2 separate regions of the Mus musculus genome follow, and region 1 is linked to region 2. A link is a loop called in an ENCODE intact Hi-C map of the cell type or tissue named here. Cell type or tissue: gastrocnemius. All regions are shown on one strand.

Region 1 (8,000 bases), 210 kb before region 2:
CATTGTGTGTGTTGGGTGGGGGGGCAGTATTTGGCTTACACTTCTACATCACAGTATACTGCTGAAGGAAGAAGGCAGGCCAGGAACTTAAACAGGACAGGAACCTGGAGGCAGGAGCTGATGCAGAGGCCACAGAGGGCTGCTGCTTACTGACTTTCTCCCCATGACTTGTTCAGCCAAAGCATTGCTATTTTATACAGAAATCTGAAGGACTATTTTCAGTAAAACGAAACAAAACTCTTGTAAATACAGGGGACTAGAAAAACAGTTCAGCGGGTTAAAGCCCTTGCTGCACAGGCCTGACAACTTGATTCAATCCCAGCAATCCACAGTAGGAGAGAACGCTCTCCTCAAAGTTGTCTTTGGGCAATCAATTACAATAAAACTACCTACAACTGTAAACTGTATCTTTATATAAAATAAGAACATAGTGGAAAGGCATGCTAATCAAATTAGAACGAGGGGGAAAAAGGCAGTTTCTCTCAAAGAAGCCATGAGACTATGATAACAATTGGTATATACAAAGTCTTCTCGGGTGAGAGATGGCTTAGCTGTTAAGAGCACTGGCAGCTCTTCCAGAGGACCCAGATTCAATTCCCAACATCCATCTGACATCTCATAACTAACACCGTCCTGTGCCTCCGAGGGCACCAGGCATACCCGTGGTGTGTATACATACATGCAGACAAACACTCATATACAAGAAAAGTAAATAAAAAATTAAAAAGTCCTTTGGTATAAAAGCCATGTGTTATCATGTATTTTATGAATATAAAGGGTTTTCACAGAGCCGGGGCTTGGGGGCATAGACACTGGAGGCGCCTAGGTAGAAGTCAGTTCCAGGTCAGCCTGGGCTACAGCGACACCTGTCTCACAAACAAAACGAAACCCTCAACCAAACAACCATAACAGAGTTCCTTACACTACGGCTTCAAAAGATATTTTCCTTTTAATTTTTTTTAAACCGGCGTTGTTAGCCTCTTTTCCAGTAACCACTCCCCGCAAACGTAAGCTTTTTACAACTGCACTGACTCTTCGTAAAATTCTTTGTGTCCCAGGCCTGAGGTAAATAAATAATCAATGCACAGAACCTGGGTAGGTGGCAGATGCTGGAGGTAGCCTTGGCGCGCCCAGGGCGGTTCGCTCTCCCCGCCGTGTTCCTCCCAGGGCCGCTCGGGTAGAAACGGGACTCCTTCCCCAGACTCTCCGTGACCTCGGGCTCGTTCCCTCAGGTGGCACTCGCAGCACCCGTCAGCAGCCCCACTTACCGCGGCGCGCCTCTGCTGTGCTCACGCGGAACCGCGGAGACCGTTGGAATGACTCCACCCCCTTCCAGGAGAGGACTGTGATTGGTCCGCAGCAAACCTGGGGGAGGCGCGCGCCCGCCTATTGGCCACCGCTCAGAGCTTGCGTCCGCTCACGCACCGCTCAAATTGGCGCGCGCACGCGTATCCGGAATTCTCAGTTCCCGCTGTGGTCTTGTTTGTAAATCGACTGTGAGCTGGGAAGGCTGGGAAGTCATCTACAGGAGAGGAAAAAAAAAAGGCAACTGGACACGCTTAATCTGGAGAAGTGACTGCTGAGTAGCTGCCTTTATATCTTTGTTGTGGTTCTGTGGAACGGGGTCTCGCGATGCAACCCTTGCTTAGCTTGGAATTTGCTATGTAGCTCAGGCTAGCCTGAGACTCCTGGCACTCCTACGCAGCTTCCCAATGGCTACCAGGTCACCCAGGCTTTAAGCAATGACAGGGGAAACTTTACAACTTCATTTAAGATCAGTAGTCTAAAGATACAAGTTAGCCGAGCACGGTCGCGCAGGCATGTTGAAATAAAAAGGTGAGAATTTGAGACCAGCCTTGGGTACATAGATTTCCTCCAGATGAAAAAAGATTTTTTTTTTTAATTTATAATTCTGGTGAACAAAGCATTCCATCAGGACTCTGAAGAGTAAAGTGGATGGAGTAAATTTCTCCACCACTGGAAATGTTCATATGGAAGCTTCAACCTGTTAGGGGTTAACGCAAGAGATCCTCTGCACTGTGAGGAAGTTAAGGATTTCCCCCTCCCTCTCCCTGAAAACAAGCCCGCTCTTCCTACATACTGTGCCAGCCTTTGATCCCTTTGAGTCACACACCAACCACGGAATAAATGACTTTCAAGCGCTCTTCCACCTCTAGAAAGGTATTTTCTAAGCAACCAAGTGCATGATTATAGCCAAGTCAGCTTTGAGGGCACAGCTGCGAGTGCCAAAAGTGGGTAGTCCTTGGGAGAGAAAGGAAAGCTTAAGACCTGAGACTCAGCAGAACTGGAATTGGTTTCAACTCTGGGAACCCTGGGGGTGGGACCAGAAATCAATCAAGGAATCACCTTTCTCTTTCACTGCTCCTAGCTTTTTGTACAGCTCCATAGCATAGACCTAGCAGTCGGTCTTTCTGAACTTCGAAGCTAATATAATTTTGGCTACCGCGGTGATGTCTGCATTTAGTCCAAACTGATGTTAAGCTACAGCTGGTTCCTCATGGAGGTTTTTATGGTGTGTTTTGTCTTCTGGAGACCCTCAGACTCATTAGGACTCTGACTGACTCTGCTCTGGGCTTCCCCAATTTAGTTGTAGGACTGAGCCAGAGGGTAGATAGTGAATTCTGCAAACTTACAGACTTCTGAACGATAGTCATGCAACAGTCTGACGTGCTTTTCAGTCTGCTGTTGCGGTTCTGTATTCATGGTTAGGATTTCTTTGTTGCAGTGAAGTGTTTTCGCTTACCATTTGGGATTACTGCTTATTTTACTACTGCCATTCATACTATCTAATGATATCTAATCTCCTCAGCATCTTTTCTTGTCCCTACTCCGACAGTGACCGTATTAGTCCTGTCTTGAAATAGAAACTTCCTTGGATGGTTCTTTGAAAAACACAGAGTTAAAAATGTCTCTTAGAAATAGCACAGACCGTAATGAGTTGGATCAAAGGAAAGGAGGGAAAAGACAGAGAGAGAAAGGGTCCCATTCTATCGACACAGTTTCCATTTGTCCACCAGAGGGAGGTATGTTAACTGGTGGGAATAGAGGCCAACAAGAGTGCTCTAAATGTTATTTTTAAACTTTTAATTAATTAATTTAGGGTTTCTTTTTGAGACAGGGTCTCGCGATGCAGCCCTAGTTGGCCAGGAGCTATTTAGACCAGGCCGGCCTCATAGAGATCTGTCTGCCTTTGCCTACCAAGTTCTTGGCTCAAATGTGTGTACCCTAATTTAGGATTTTTTTTTCTTTTTGGCAAAGGCCTCATTCTAAACCCCAGGCTGTCCTCAAACTCACAACAATCCTCCTGCCTAGGTATCATCACTATTTATTTTATTTTGTTCATTTGAGGCAAGGTCCCATATAGCTCAAGCTGACCTCAAGGCCAGACTTGAACTCCCAATCCTCTTGCCTCTGTCTTCTAAGTGTTAGGATTATAAACATGTGCCACCATGGCAAGCTTGTCATTATCTTTAAAAGTAGAGTGTTCTAATGTTGCAATTAAAGTATGAATATGGAAAATTATTACTTGATAAAAATCTGGATTGGCCCAGTTATTTATTCAGTGGATGAGTGTAGTGTGTGGTATGTGTGGGTTGTGTCTACCTGAGTGTGTAGGTAAGCAGATGCACCTTGGTAGCTCTTCTGAGTCCGTCATGGTGGGGATCTTCCTCTATTTCTCTATAACCTATTCCCTGAGGAGAGGGTCTCTCACAGATCCAGAAGCACATTGAAGCCAGCAACTAGGCTGGCTGGCCTGCCAGCTCTCGTGAGTCACCATGTATTTCCTAGTGCAGGAGCTATCAGCTGTAGGTACAATCAGCTGTGCTTGGCTTTTTATGTTGGTGCTGGGGACTCAAACCCAGGTACTCATGCTTGCACAGCAAATACTCTTACCTGTTGAACCATCTCCCTAGACCAGATATTTTTGAAAATATTTTCTAAAATGTATTTTATTTGTACACAGGATTGTTTGTTTGGACTTAACTGGTAGTTACACATGTTTTATTAGCAGGCTGCTGAGTTTGTCTTAGTAGGGAGAATATTTGCTATTCAATCTCGAGGACCTACGTTCAGATCCCAGCGCCTATTTATCGAGTTGGGGTCCAACAAATACCTGTACCTTCAGAACCCAGGGATTGATGCCCTCTTCTGGCATTGGTGTGTACTCACACCTACCTGTGAGCAGATACTCGTGCAGGTACACACAAATCAATACACTGGCACAGTCATAGGAAATGACGCAAGTCATGAAGCCAGCACAGCTGTTTGACACAGTTCCATCCAGGCTGTGCCGAGCGCTGCGCTGCCATGGCTGTAGTTCTGCCTCTCACTTTTAGGTTTTGGTGACTGCCTGCTGCACTCTTAGGGGCTTTCTGCATTATGGTTCATTTGATGTCTTTACCTGAGAAAATTATGTCTGAGTCTTTTTTTTTTTTTTTTTTTTTGGAGAATCCTTTCTGCTTTTAGGGAAACAACTTTATCTGGACACTACTTGGAAGTCTTCCTTATGCCCCGGAGATTGTGATAAGCTCAGATAATCAAAAGCTAGAAATTTCTAAATGAGGCTATGAATTCAGGAATCTTCTTGGGGTATCCATCCCTAAGCAAACTCAAACAGTATAATTGGTGCAGAATAAACAGAAGTAATTGACAAAGTCTGACTGACCAGGAGAATTGGTAACAGACTCTAAGCCTCTTTATACAATATACTGAGAGCTCTCTAAAAGTGCAGTGAAATGCAGTATAAAGACAGGAGTAGTCATACAGGGTACACCCCTAGGGCAATAGAACTCAGTAAATAAGATAGATTGACTAAAATAACCTTTTCCTACTTTATAGTGTAGCTGAGGAAATGATAAAATAAAAGGAGCTAGGTGTTAGCATTTGCTACTCATAAAAGCACAGGTTCAGCCTACGGCAAAAGAGACGCTGTCTCAGAAAAAATCAGTCTCGACAGTGGGAGGTTCCAGAAACAGGGAGAACACTACTTTCTTACTGTAACTGGAGTATTTGTTTTTTTCTTTTTTCTTGTAGAAGTAAGAGGATAACACTTTCTTTGGAGACTTTTACAGAAAGCATAAAAGGCTTAATTCTTTAGATAATTTAAGTGCATACCCACCTAATTGGAGAGAAATGTATCTTCCAGCTATGTGGTTCGTAAGAACAATAATAATTATTATTATCTTAATTGCTTTAACTACATCAGTCAAAAACTATACTATAAAACATCTGTCTCTGTAAACTTGAAAAGGTTTTCTTACTTAAAATTAAAGCTATGTTTGTTTGTTTTTTCCCAAATCACCTTCACCCAACCAAAAATTTCAAAGAATAAATGTATACTGTCAGCTCACTGAACAAGTTTGATAGCTTAAGTTTCTTAAATACTCTTAAAAAAATGTAAAGATTCATGTATTGCCAGGGCCCTGCCCCAGCACGTTGATAGGGTGGCCTCAACCCCCCTACAGAAAGATAGCTTTGAATTTCTGATCCATTTGCTCCCACGTTCAGAGTGCTATAATTACAGACAAAAACTTTTTAAAAGATTTATTTATTCCTTATATATACACGAATACATTGCAGGTGTCTTCAGACACACCAGAAGAGTGCCTCGGATCCCATTACAGATGGTTGTGAGCCACTATGTGGTTGCTGGGATTTGAACTCAGGACCTCTGGCAGAGCAGTCAGTGCTCTTAACCCCTGAGCCACCTCTCCAGCCCACAGACAAATGTTTTTGACTGGTTTATGTCAGACCATCATTCTGAAAACTAAGGTACATCCCCAGCCCCAAGACTGAGTTATTGTTAAATTTTAAGCTTATAAAAAAACAAAACAAAATATGGTGGCTTATTCCTGGCCCTTGGGAGGCCAAAGTGGGAGGAATATCATGGGGTTCTTGACAACCTAAACAGTAGAGAACCATTCTCAAAAAACAGTAATTTAAATAAAGAATGAAAGAAAGGACAGAGGGGGGAGGAGGGAGGAAGGGAGAGGGGAAGGGAGGAAGGGAGAGAGAGAGAGAGAGAGAGAGAGAGAGAGAGAGAGAGAGAGAGAGAGAGAGAGAGAGAGAGAGAGAATATACAAAAAGAACAGAGTCAAACCACGGGAAGTGGAAGCAGGAGGATCAGGATCTCACATTCATCTTTGACCAGCCTGAGTAAATGAGACTCCATCTCAAACCAAACAAAACAGAACATAGTCCCACAAGGTGTAACATTATTGGTCCCTGAAAATTTTATCCTACTTTAAAAGGTCTTACTAGAAGCCAGTCTATTGGCAAAGTAGGATGCAGCAGTGAAATGCAAAACTGAGTGGCTGTTGTTTACCAGGGCCGTGCTATTAAACCAGGGCAGGAGGGCTGCAAGAAGCTCACGGCTACATCATCTCTCCTAGTTTCTCTATGTGTTTGTATTTGAGGCAGTCTCCTTCTGCTGCTTTGGCTGGTCTCTCTCTCTCTCTCTCTCTCTCTCTCTCTCTCTCAAGATTTATTTTACTATATGTAAGTACACTGTAGCTGTCTTCAGACACACCAGAAGAGGGCATCAGATCTCATTACAGATGGTTGTGAGCTATCTGGTTCAAAGTCATCCTTTGCTGCATAGGCAGTTCCTGGCTGGCCTGGATGACGTGACACTTAGTCTCAATAAAACAAAAGCTTTTTAACAAGTAATGAGATTTTCTTGGTAATTTGTCGACATGTCAACCCATGTAGTTGCTGGGATTTGAAATCAGGACCTTCAGAGGAGCAGTCATTGCTCTTAACTGCTGAGCCATCTTGCCAGCCTGGTCTCAGACTCTTGATCCTCCAAGATAACAGGTGCGTGTCACCATGCCTGGTTCCTACGTTATCTTGGTATCAATATCTCTCTTATCAATTTGGCAGAGTTCTATTTGAGAACTTGGGTAATTTTAATTATTAATAAGAAGAGGTTCCATGTTGACAAATTACCAAGAAAATCTCATTACTTGTTAAAGAGCTTTTGTTTTATTGAGACTAAGTGTCACGTCGTCCAGGCCACCGGGAACTGCCTATGCAGCAAAGGATGACGTTGAATGTCTTGCCTTTTGTGGTTTGTTTTTCACAGGGGAATAGATTTGACAGGTTTCACTCTGTAGCCCAGGCTAACCTTGAACTCACAGTGTAGTCCAGGTTGCTCTAAAACTCCTGGCAACCTGGGTGCAGGGGTTACAGGTGTGAGTTGCCTGGCATTACTTATTTCTTCAACATTTGATTCCTAGTTTATTCCAATAGAAAATGAGCAACGGGCAAGTGTTCATTTGTTAGGAAATAATAAAAGTTCTTTTTTCTGATGACCTAATCGTGTTCACATTTTGTGTGTGTGTGTGTGTGAAATTTGTGAAATGAAAAATTTCAACAGTCAGGAATCTTTTTGGACCTGGAGTGAATGTCATATTGAAAATAATTTATGTAAAACTATAATACTGTATGTGTATGCATACTTTTCTCCATGCACGTTCATAACTAATACATGTTAATAAAACTAGATGTAAAAAAAAACAGGACATGAAATATCATCCTTCTGTTACTTCATGTTTAGTCTTCTTTTCTAGAAAATAAGGGTAATTACTGCTGCTTTTTCCACTCTTGAAGTGTTAAGTGACTATTAGGGAGGGAGTTCAGCTTAGTGATCGCAGCAATAAAAAAAACTACGATTCCCAAAATGCTTAGAGAAAGAGGATGCCACCGGTCTGGGAGACAGTTGCAGCTTCTTCCAGGCATAGGTGCTAGATTCCCCCTCGGAGGAGGGTGCAGCTTGTCCTTGACTGGTTTGTAATGCATCCAGGGATGTGTAGTTCCCGTAGGGCTCCAGTGCGCCCTCAGGGCAGGTCTCCTACTACAAGTCCCGTACTGACGCGGGGTTGGGCAGCGCGTGCGTGCTGAAGCTAAGGGAGCATGTGGGCGGTGCTACTAGCGGGAGGAGTAAAGATGGCGGCGCGGGGGCCTCCGCCTTCATTCCC
Region 2 (8,000 bases):
CCTCGTCCCCAGGCCTTAGCCTTTGTTTCTAAGTCCCCACAAGGGCCCCAGCACTGCAGAGGTTGCTCCACTCTGGGAGGATCATTCAGAGAGGACATGAGCCCCCAGATCCTGAGTGGAGTGTGGGTACTCATGGTCTTAAGCTCTCTTTAAAAACAAAAAAACAAAAAAACAAAACAAATAAACCCTCTAATAAATACTTTCCTCTCTTTGGGATTAAAAACTTGCATCCACAGAAGTATCCAGAATCCATTACCAGCCAGAAACATTGACTGTCTCTGCATAGTCTTGATACCCCAGGATCCTGACATCCCCAGAAATTATACCCCGCCCCCCAGGTGGCAGTGAAGGTTTGGAATGCAGTGCTGGGGTTTGGATCATATCAGCCCTCCCCCCTCCCCCAGTATAGAAACAATTAAGCCTCAACATGTTCCTGCCTGGCCCCTGGACCTGGACAGGTGCCATCTGCTTGGGTGGCTCGTCCAGGACCAGCCTTAAGCCTGAGGAGAACCTCTCCCAGCATCCATGCTGGCTCCAAACTAGTGATCAGTCAAAAGCCCTGGCAGACTGCCCACAAGGAATGAGCTCTGGCCTGTGTCTAAGCCCAGGGACAGTCAAACCACAGAGGCATCCACCGTTCCTCCCTTCCCTCTATCCGCAGCGCAGTAGGACTATGGACTACGGAAGGGCTGAGTGCGGTTTGTAGGGAAGAACCCAGGAGTTTAAAGGTGATTGAGAAAGGTCGGGAGAACACAGGAAGAAGGGTGAGGTTGTTGGGGAGAGGGTCTGTGAACAGGCTTCATGGAATGTGGGTGAGAAGAGCCAGAGTGGGGAGGGACCGGGAAAGCACCAAGATTGCACAGAAAAGAATCCGGTGACCTCAGATGTCCATACCAGGACCCTGACACTCTCTAACCACCTGAACTCTGAGTGTACCCGATGCCCAACAATGTTCTACCATGACCAGAACTCTGGTCCCAAGGACTACAGCCCATAATCCTACCAGAGTCCTCCTTCCTCAGTGTTTAGCATAAACACACATACAGATAGTGTATGAAATACACAATTTCCCAGGTACCAAGGGCCAATAGCAAAAAGGGTCTCTAAAAGAGAGGCAGGTCAAACCTACTTCACAGTTCTGTTTCTGGTAGAAGTGATACCTCACTCCCTACTTAAACCAAAACAAAAAAACAAAAACAAAAAAGCAAAGCAAACCCACATATGCATTTTCACTAAAATTAAAATGAAGCCACTGCAGCTTCTCCATGCTGGGTTCTCAAACTCTACAACACCATCCATCTCTGAGTCCTACAAGAAACGGAAGGGCCCAGGTGGGGCAGAGCAGATGTCCTGACACATTTGCTGTTGAAGAGCGTGTCCACCACCCCTGCCGGCTTCAGAAAAGCTGTATCTTTTCTGTGATAAGAAAACAAGGGCCTGAGAGATTCAAGAACAAATCCAAGACCAAGGGAAAGGAGCAGCCTCTGGCTACAGGGAGCCTAAGCCCCCTGCCCAGGCTGCAGGTTGGGAAGGGTACTTAGTGCAAGCCTGACTAACATATATATGGCTTTTTAATCAATGCTAGGGACAAGTAGGGGACAGGGAAGGAAACACAAACTAAACACAGGATGCAAACCTTAGCACATTTTCTCCACCGCCCATTTGAAATGAATGCCCCGTGTTTCCTGGCATTCCAAGAAAACTGTCTCTAAGGAACGGAAGCGTGGGGCCTCTCCACAGTTTGGCCGGGGCCACTCCAGCTACCATCACTGAGGGTCAAAGGGTCCAGAGGGTCAGGAATGGGAGTTGCGAGGAGCTCTGCACTCTCCAGTTTGTCACTGTCCACCCAAGCTCCCCTTCTTGACACCTCCTCCTTACCTGGACCTCAAGGGAACTAAAACCCAAGCATCCCCTTAACAGGTCTCTGGCTCTGTGCAAAGCACTTGTCTTCAGATGGTATTTTTCCACTTACACAAAAAGGGAAACAGAGGCAAAAGCAAGATGGTGCGTGAATGCAAATGACCGCGCTGCTTGTACTCTGCAGGGACGAGGGACGAGGCAAAGATCCAGGAGCTTAATTCTAGGCTTTCTGAGTAATGGGACTTCTGTTTCTTCAAAGTTTGATGTTGTCAACAGGAGTGACATCCCAGGGCTGGCAGTCCCTGGTAGAGTCTGGCAAATCTGGTGAATAGTTGATTTCCACGAATGTCCCCAAAACCCCACTCCAGGGGGGAAAGCCATGACTGACAAGAGGGTGTCTATGATGGCATCAAGGGCTTTGGTCCCAGTTCTGAACCCATCCAGTATCACATCTCGCCGCCTTCCAAATGGCCATCCGCAAGCTCTCTTCTGGCATCTGACCGCTTAGGCAGTGGGCTTGCTTTCCCTTGGAGTCTCTGAAGACATTCTCCTCTCACATGGCTTCACTGTCCATGACTCATTCCAGAAAATGAAGAGAGATGTTCAAAACAGGCAGATGGGGATGGATGGGCACATACAGGTGTACACACACACACACACACACACACACACACACACACACACACACAATGCTGGCCACTATGTTGCCTTCACAGTCAAGAAACAGAATGTGCTTGCCATGTTGTTGGTCCAAAACCCAGGAAAAGCAGTTAGTGCTTCAACTGTCTGACAGTAGAGGGCCCCACTTGGGGTAAGGGGGAAACCGTGAAAGGGCATGCAACAAGGGCCGCTCCGGGGTCAATAACAGAGCCAGGCTTTTCTTTCACCTCTTAGGGGACTCTCTTCACACAGCCACCAAAAGGAAGTTGGTCTTTAAAAAGAGAAAAAGGAAGGAAAAACAGGACACACCGCAAACAAATGAAGAAACCTCTAAGGTCGCGTAACTGAGGTATTGATAGCTCTGGATCTCGTCAGTGTCCTCAGGGGGCGTGGCGCCTCGGGGGCGTGGCTCCTTAGGGGCGTGGCCCCGGCCGCTGGAGCCTACTTGTTCTTGCCCAGAAGAGCATCCACTTCTTCCTCAGGCTTAAGAGAGTGCCACTGGGCAATGGGCCTCCGAGGGTTGGCCAGCATGTCGGACCAGTGCCGCAACTCGGTGCCTGTGGCGTTGCTGCCTACAAAGATCTTTCCGATGGCTTCATTCTTGCCCAGTTTGTCGTAGTCTAGCACGGTGACGACCACCTGGACTTTCTGCAAGGCAAGCAAAGGAAGGAAGGACTTCAAAGGAGAAGTGGGAGCCAGTGACATGCCCTCTCCTCTGCCACTGTGCACTACAAATGATAAGGAAGTGCCTCCTGGTTTCTGGCTTCCAGTCCAACTCCAATTAAATTTCAGTGTAGAGGCCACCACTTTTTTTTTTTCTTTTTTTGGTAAGCAACCTATATATTCCTGCCAGTGGGTGTACTTGAACATACACAGTGCTCTAGGCACTGTAAGACCTTATGGAAGGGGAGTGGCCTCTAATGAGGTCAGTGGACACATAATAAAAAAACACGCAAGTGTTCCTCAAATACAAATGACTTTTTAAATACATATTCTCTCCTGTCAGTCTATACTGTAAATGGTATGGATATACAAAAATATGTAACTTTTTAAAATCAGTTCATGTTCAGGTAATGGAGGCCCTTCAAAAGGGTCCTCTACAGGGTCCCATCCCAGCACTGTCAGATCCAGATCCTTCCCACTGGAACGTACCCGGCCCATGGCTGACCTCTAACGCCCCATGCTTGTCTGGTTAGCTCAGAGCCCAAGAACCCAAGGCCCTCAAGGCTTAGCACCTGGATCTGCTCAAAGGGGATCTCGAAGCTGAAGGACTCGTTGAAGTAGGGGTTCAGGGTCTTCTTCTTCACTGTCGTCTTCTTCTTCTTGAGTCTCTTACCGTTCTGCATCAGGTGGATCTTCACATAGGGGTCTGCAGAGAGAGTCCCCACCCAAGCGATACCTCAGCTCCAACGGCCCTCCTAGTGTCCCCAGGTCTCCACCCTGCTGGAGCCAGGCCCCTAGGAAGCCCAGAGGAGGGACAGGAAGTCCCAGAAGCAGAGGGGTCATCTGGGTCGCGGGTAGGAAAGGTATTGGGCTATCTCTAACTGTTCACTTTTAGGCTCCTAGTGCACAAAGTTAGGGGAACTTCTGAGTTTAAGAAAGGCCTTGTAAGGAAGGGTGGGGACTACCTGGAAAGGTGCCTGGGCTGGGAGGTGACTGAAAGGCAAAGCACACTTCTGCCAAGTCCTGACCCTGCATATCCAGTCTTCCTAAACTGACCAGGGAGAGTCTGAGGACGCACAAGGGAAATGATCCAGCCAAGGGCATAGGTTTGGTCAGTGACAGAGCCAAACCCCAGCTATAAGGCTGAGGAGGCTCAGCAGAGGTAGGAGGCTTTACCATTGCATCCTGTGGCACAGGCTAGCCCTATGCCACGTTAGCCCTATGTCAGGTAACTCTGAAACCAACAGCATCTTTCGGAACAGAGATGGCAGAGCCTGTAGCCCCTTCTGGAAAAATATCCCCTACTCTTGTGGCATGGCAGAAAGACTGACTTTGGGTTAAGCCCTGCCCTGCCACTTCTGACTCTTCCTAAGAAAAGTTCTGTGTCGTTAGCTCATTTGGAGAACGAAATTCTTCTTCTGCCTTTTCCTCCATAGCCCATGGAGTGTGGCCAGAGGGTTATTTGTGAGAAGACACTCAGATATGGACAGGCAGGTGGGGGTGGACTGGGTAAGACTTTCTCTTCTTCCCCGGGCGGAGGGGGGGGGGGGGGGGTTAAAGTAGTGACTGGCTCACTGCTGCCACACACTGGCTCCCAGTGGTTCTGCATCACCTGAAAGGCCCCCTACATCCATCTTCTTCAGGTTCTTGGCCTCCAGGATACAGACGGTGAGCTTCCCAGCTGTGGGCACGTAGCGCAAGGAGGTACAGATGTCACCCAACTTCTCTGGCTGTCCAGGGAAAGAAGCAGGATTTAGGTCACTTCAGCTATCCAATGGCCTCTAGTGTGGCTGACCCCATGTCGGCAAGACTGGCAAAGCAGTGACTTCTGCCTAGTTGTCAGCTCCCATGTCTGTAGCAGAGGTGGTCTCCAGCTTCCAACATCACTACCTCACACTGCAGTTCACAGCCATGGCCTGGGGAAGCTGGCGTTCAAGAAGGCAGAGGACAGGCTATAGCGGAGGGACCTGACAGGCCTGGTGGATGTAGGGTATGCTCCGATCCCCACCAGGCTCTGTGAAAGGGGCACAAGAAGCAAGTCTGGGTGGCCTAGTGGTTAGTGAGCTTCTTCCCTGATCACCCCTACCCCCGCCATCCTTCGATATCAGCTACGAGGCTTGCAGGGCGATGTGGTTCTCAGAGCACTTCCCTCTCCATATATTATGTCACTTAAACCTTTGTGTGACAAGGCAAGGACACTTTGTAACCAACAAGAAATCCAGGTTACCAGGGAGACCTGTTCCTCAGAGTCAGACAGCAGCATAGCTTTGGGCAGGAAAGGTCTCTGGACTCCTGACCTAAGGCTCCGCTGACACCCAGTTTCTCAGAGATGGGGCCGCCAAGGTAAGGATAAGACCAACCATTCATGCCCTCCTTCAGGTATGCAGACCCTCACCTCTAACAACAGGCAAAGCCCCATCTATCCTGCACCTTTACTGAGCACCGTGCAGGCTGAAACGGGTCACCCGTGCTGGCAAAGTAGCTGGAATGGGAGTTCTGGCACACAGCAGATGAGGGGTTGGTTGCTGTAGCTAGAAGATAAGCCAAACACTGAGAATCCTATCGAATCAAGGCTGGCTTTTCTGGTGGGTAAACTGAGGCACAGAGTCTGATGGGCAGTGGGACCTTAAAAGGAAAAATGATAATGTCGTCCTTATATTTCATGGCTTGCTTGACAGACACCAGGAGCTGTACAAGGTACTTGAGATGGGCAGTTAATTCCCAGCTGGAACCATCTGAAGGAAGGTGCCAAAGCCTCGGGTTAATTAGCTTCTCCTGGATCATCAGCCAGGCTGTGGGGAGCTGGAGTCTTCACCAGCAGACCTGACTCAAACCGCCACTCCCCCTGTCACACATGTGGTGGGCAAGCCTCAGCCAACAGTGAGAAGCCTGGTCTCGCCACCCTTACCTCTTCCTTCTCTCCGCCTTGTAGGTCTCTCCATTCCTCGATGGGCTGGCCAAGGTCCACTGTGTTCATGGGTACCTTCACCTCCCCGATGATGTCATGCTTAGAGAAGCGGTCAAAGTCATAGATTGCCATCACCAGGGTCTTGCCTCCTAACTCCTGGTATGGCACCTGTAAAGGACAGACTGGGTCAAAGTGGCTTCGTCACTTCCAGAGGACGCTATGGGAAGACACCAGGAGCGTAGGCCTGTGTTGCTCACAGGTACCAGGCAGACTGTAAAAACCAGCGGGTAAGATGGAAGGGAGGATACTACATACAGTCTGTGCCATACTGAGCATATCCCAGGGCTCCAGCCACGGCTGGGGACCAGGGCAAGGTGTGCAGAAACCAGGGGCAGAGTGAGATAGAGTCGTCGGGTTCCATCACCTTGAAAGTGAATGTCTCATTGAAGGCTGGGTTCAGCGTCTTCCGATGCACCTTAGTCTCATATTTCTTCTTCTTGTCTGGGAGGAGGAAGACTTTGACATAAGGGTCTGATGTGCCACCCATGTCCAGGGCTGGGAGTTCCGCAGCCTGCAGGACACCCACGGTGAGCTGTGGAGAAAGAGGATGTGTCTGAGCCTCTGGGCTGCTCCAGCACCTGATCTAGTCCCAGACCGGGCTCCTGCCAACGCCCCAGCCTCACCCCAAGTGGGAATCTTGGGAGTGGGGCTGGGCCGAGTTCAGCCAGTAAGTTAATAGCAGAGTTCATCTAAAAGACTTTCCCCAGTAGAGGATTATGGCGGAAGCCAAGGTCAAGGTTAAAGATATATATGTCCTGTGGCTTCCAACTGTCCCACTCCACAGAAAGACACACACGGCCTACCTGTCTCTAGGGTAACCGCTTCGACCCACACCCCATCCCCATTCCCCAGGCCCACACACCTGGTTGGCCTGGAAATCATAGTCCAGAGAAAACTGCAATTTGCCCAGGTTCTCTGGCTCTTTCTCCTCCTCGCCTTCACCTTCTCCTTCAGTCAGGCCTGTCTCTGCATCATCGTCATCCTAGGAAGGCTGCAGGTAGGAAGAAAGTTTAAAGGAGAAGGCAGAACAGCCCTTCACAAAGACAGCAGAAGCCACCCCAAAGCCCCCAAAGTGTGACTCGGAGCACTTCCAGGGATGCTGTGGGAAGATCCACAGGCTTAGGGTACAAGGCAGGCAATAGAAACCAACATTCGAGGGGAGGAGAGAGGCCTAAGCTGGGCTCAGCTCCTCTACAGCCCCATACTAGGAAGACATGACTCTGGCTTGGGCAAGAATCTCTCCTCCCTGTGGGGCCAGGCACCACACCACAGGCTAAACAGCTTCTAGAGACAGGGGGCTCACTTCCCTTGTAAAACCCTCTCAGTCCTTTGCCCAGATCAGATTTACCCAACCTGGATGAGACATACCAGGATTGCAGTCCAGTCAGGAACAGGACGAGTCCAAGAGGCAGAAAGAGAAGGAAGTGGTATAAGAGAAAATCCTTCCACTCACACGAGCCCTGAAGTCATGGCTGCTTGGTGAGTTCAGGCTGGGCTGCATGCACACATGCTTGCACACACACACATGTATATACACAGGAACAAACATGCATGCACATACCCATGCATACATGCATATACACACTAACACACGCACATGCATGCACACACATATGTATATACACAGAAACACACATGGGTAAACGTACTCAGACATATAAGCATATGCATACTAATACATGGGCAAACATATACATCATCCATGTGCACGTGCACACATGCGTGCACACACACACACACTGCAGGCTTTGAGGTCCAATAGGCACACGGACAACACACTGCAGGCTTTGAGGTCCAATAGGCACACGGACACACAAGCATTCAGAGGCCATCCTGTCCCTTGGCTTCT

The links. A loop is a pair of places that touch in the nucleus more often than their neighbours do. Peaks named below come from ENCODE experiments on the same cell type or tissue, not always from the same donor. Only the 100,000 strongest peaks of a DNase experiment are listed, where the experiment ranks them.
Region 1: it touches region 2 in a loop (2.5-fold over the local background); 4 of 42 quality-filtered maps call a loop at or near these places.

Annotation. Positions count from the first base shown.
Region 1 is chr1:134,955,878-134,963,877 of GRCm38, reverse strand. It overlaps Ppp1r12b (protein phosphatase 1, regulatory subunit 12B), which reads left to right and starts at 7,938. Exons shown (of 24, transcript NM_001368827.1): 1 at 7,938-8,000. Ube2t (ubiquitin-conjugating enzyme E2T) reads right to left here and starts at 1,313. Exons shown (of 7, transcript NM_026024.3): 1 at 1,092-1,313. In gastrocnemius, CTCF peaks have their summits at 866, 3,025 (motif pointing right) and 7,861; DNase peaks (open chromatin) are centred at 822, 1,367 and 7,904; H3K4me3 peaks cover 2,247 bases; H3K27ac peaks cover 1,849 bases.
Region 2 is chr1:134,742,643-134,750,642 of GRCm38, reverse strand. Syt2 (synaptotagmin II) reads right to left here. Exons shown (of 9, transcript NM_001355726.1): 4 at 7,014-7,133; 5 at 6,516-6,683; 6 at 6,092-6,259; 7 at 4,796-4,913; 8 at 3,756-3,889; 9 at 1-3,168. The coding sequence ends at 2,962. Among named protein-coding and RNA genes, the nearest start is that of Gm32670, 28 kb to the left of the region's middle. In gastrocnemius, a CTCF peak has its summit at 4,798; DNase peaks (open chromatin) are centred at 516, 2,956 and 4,773; H3K4me3 peaks cover 828 bases; H3K27ac peaks cover 1,516 bases.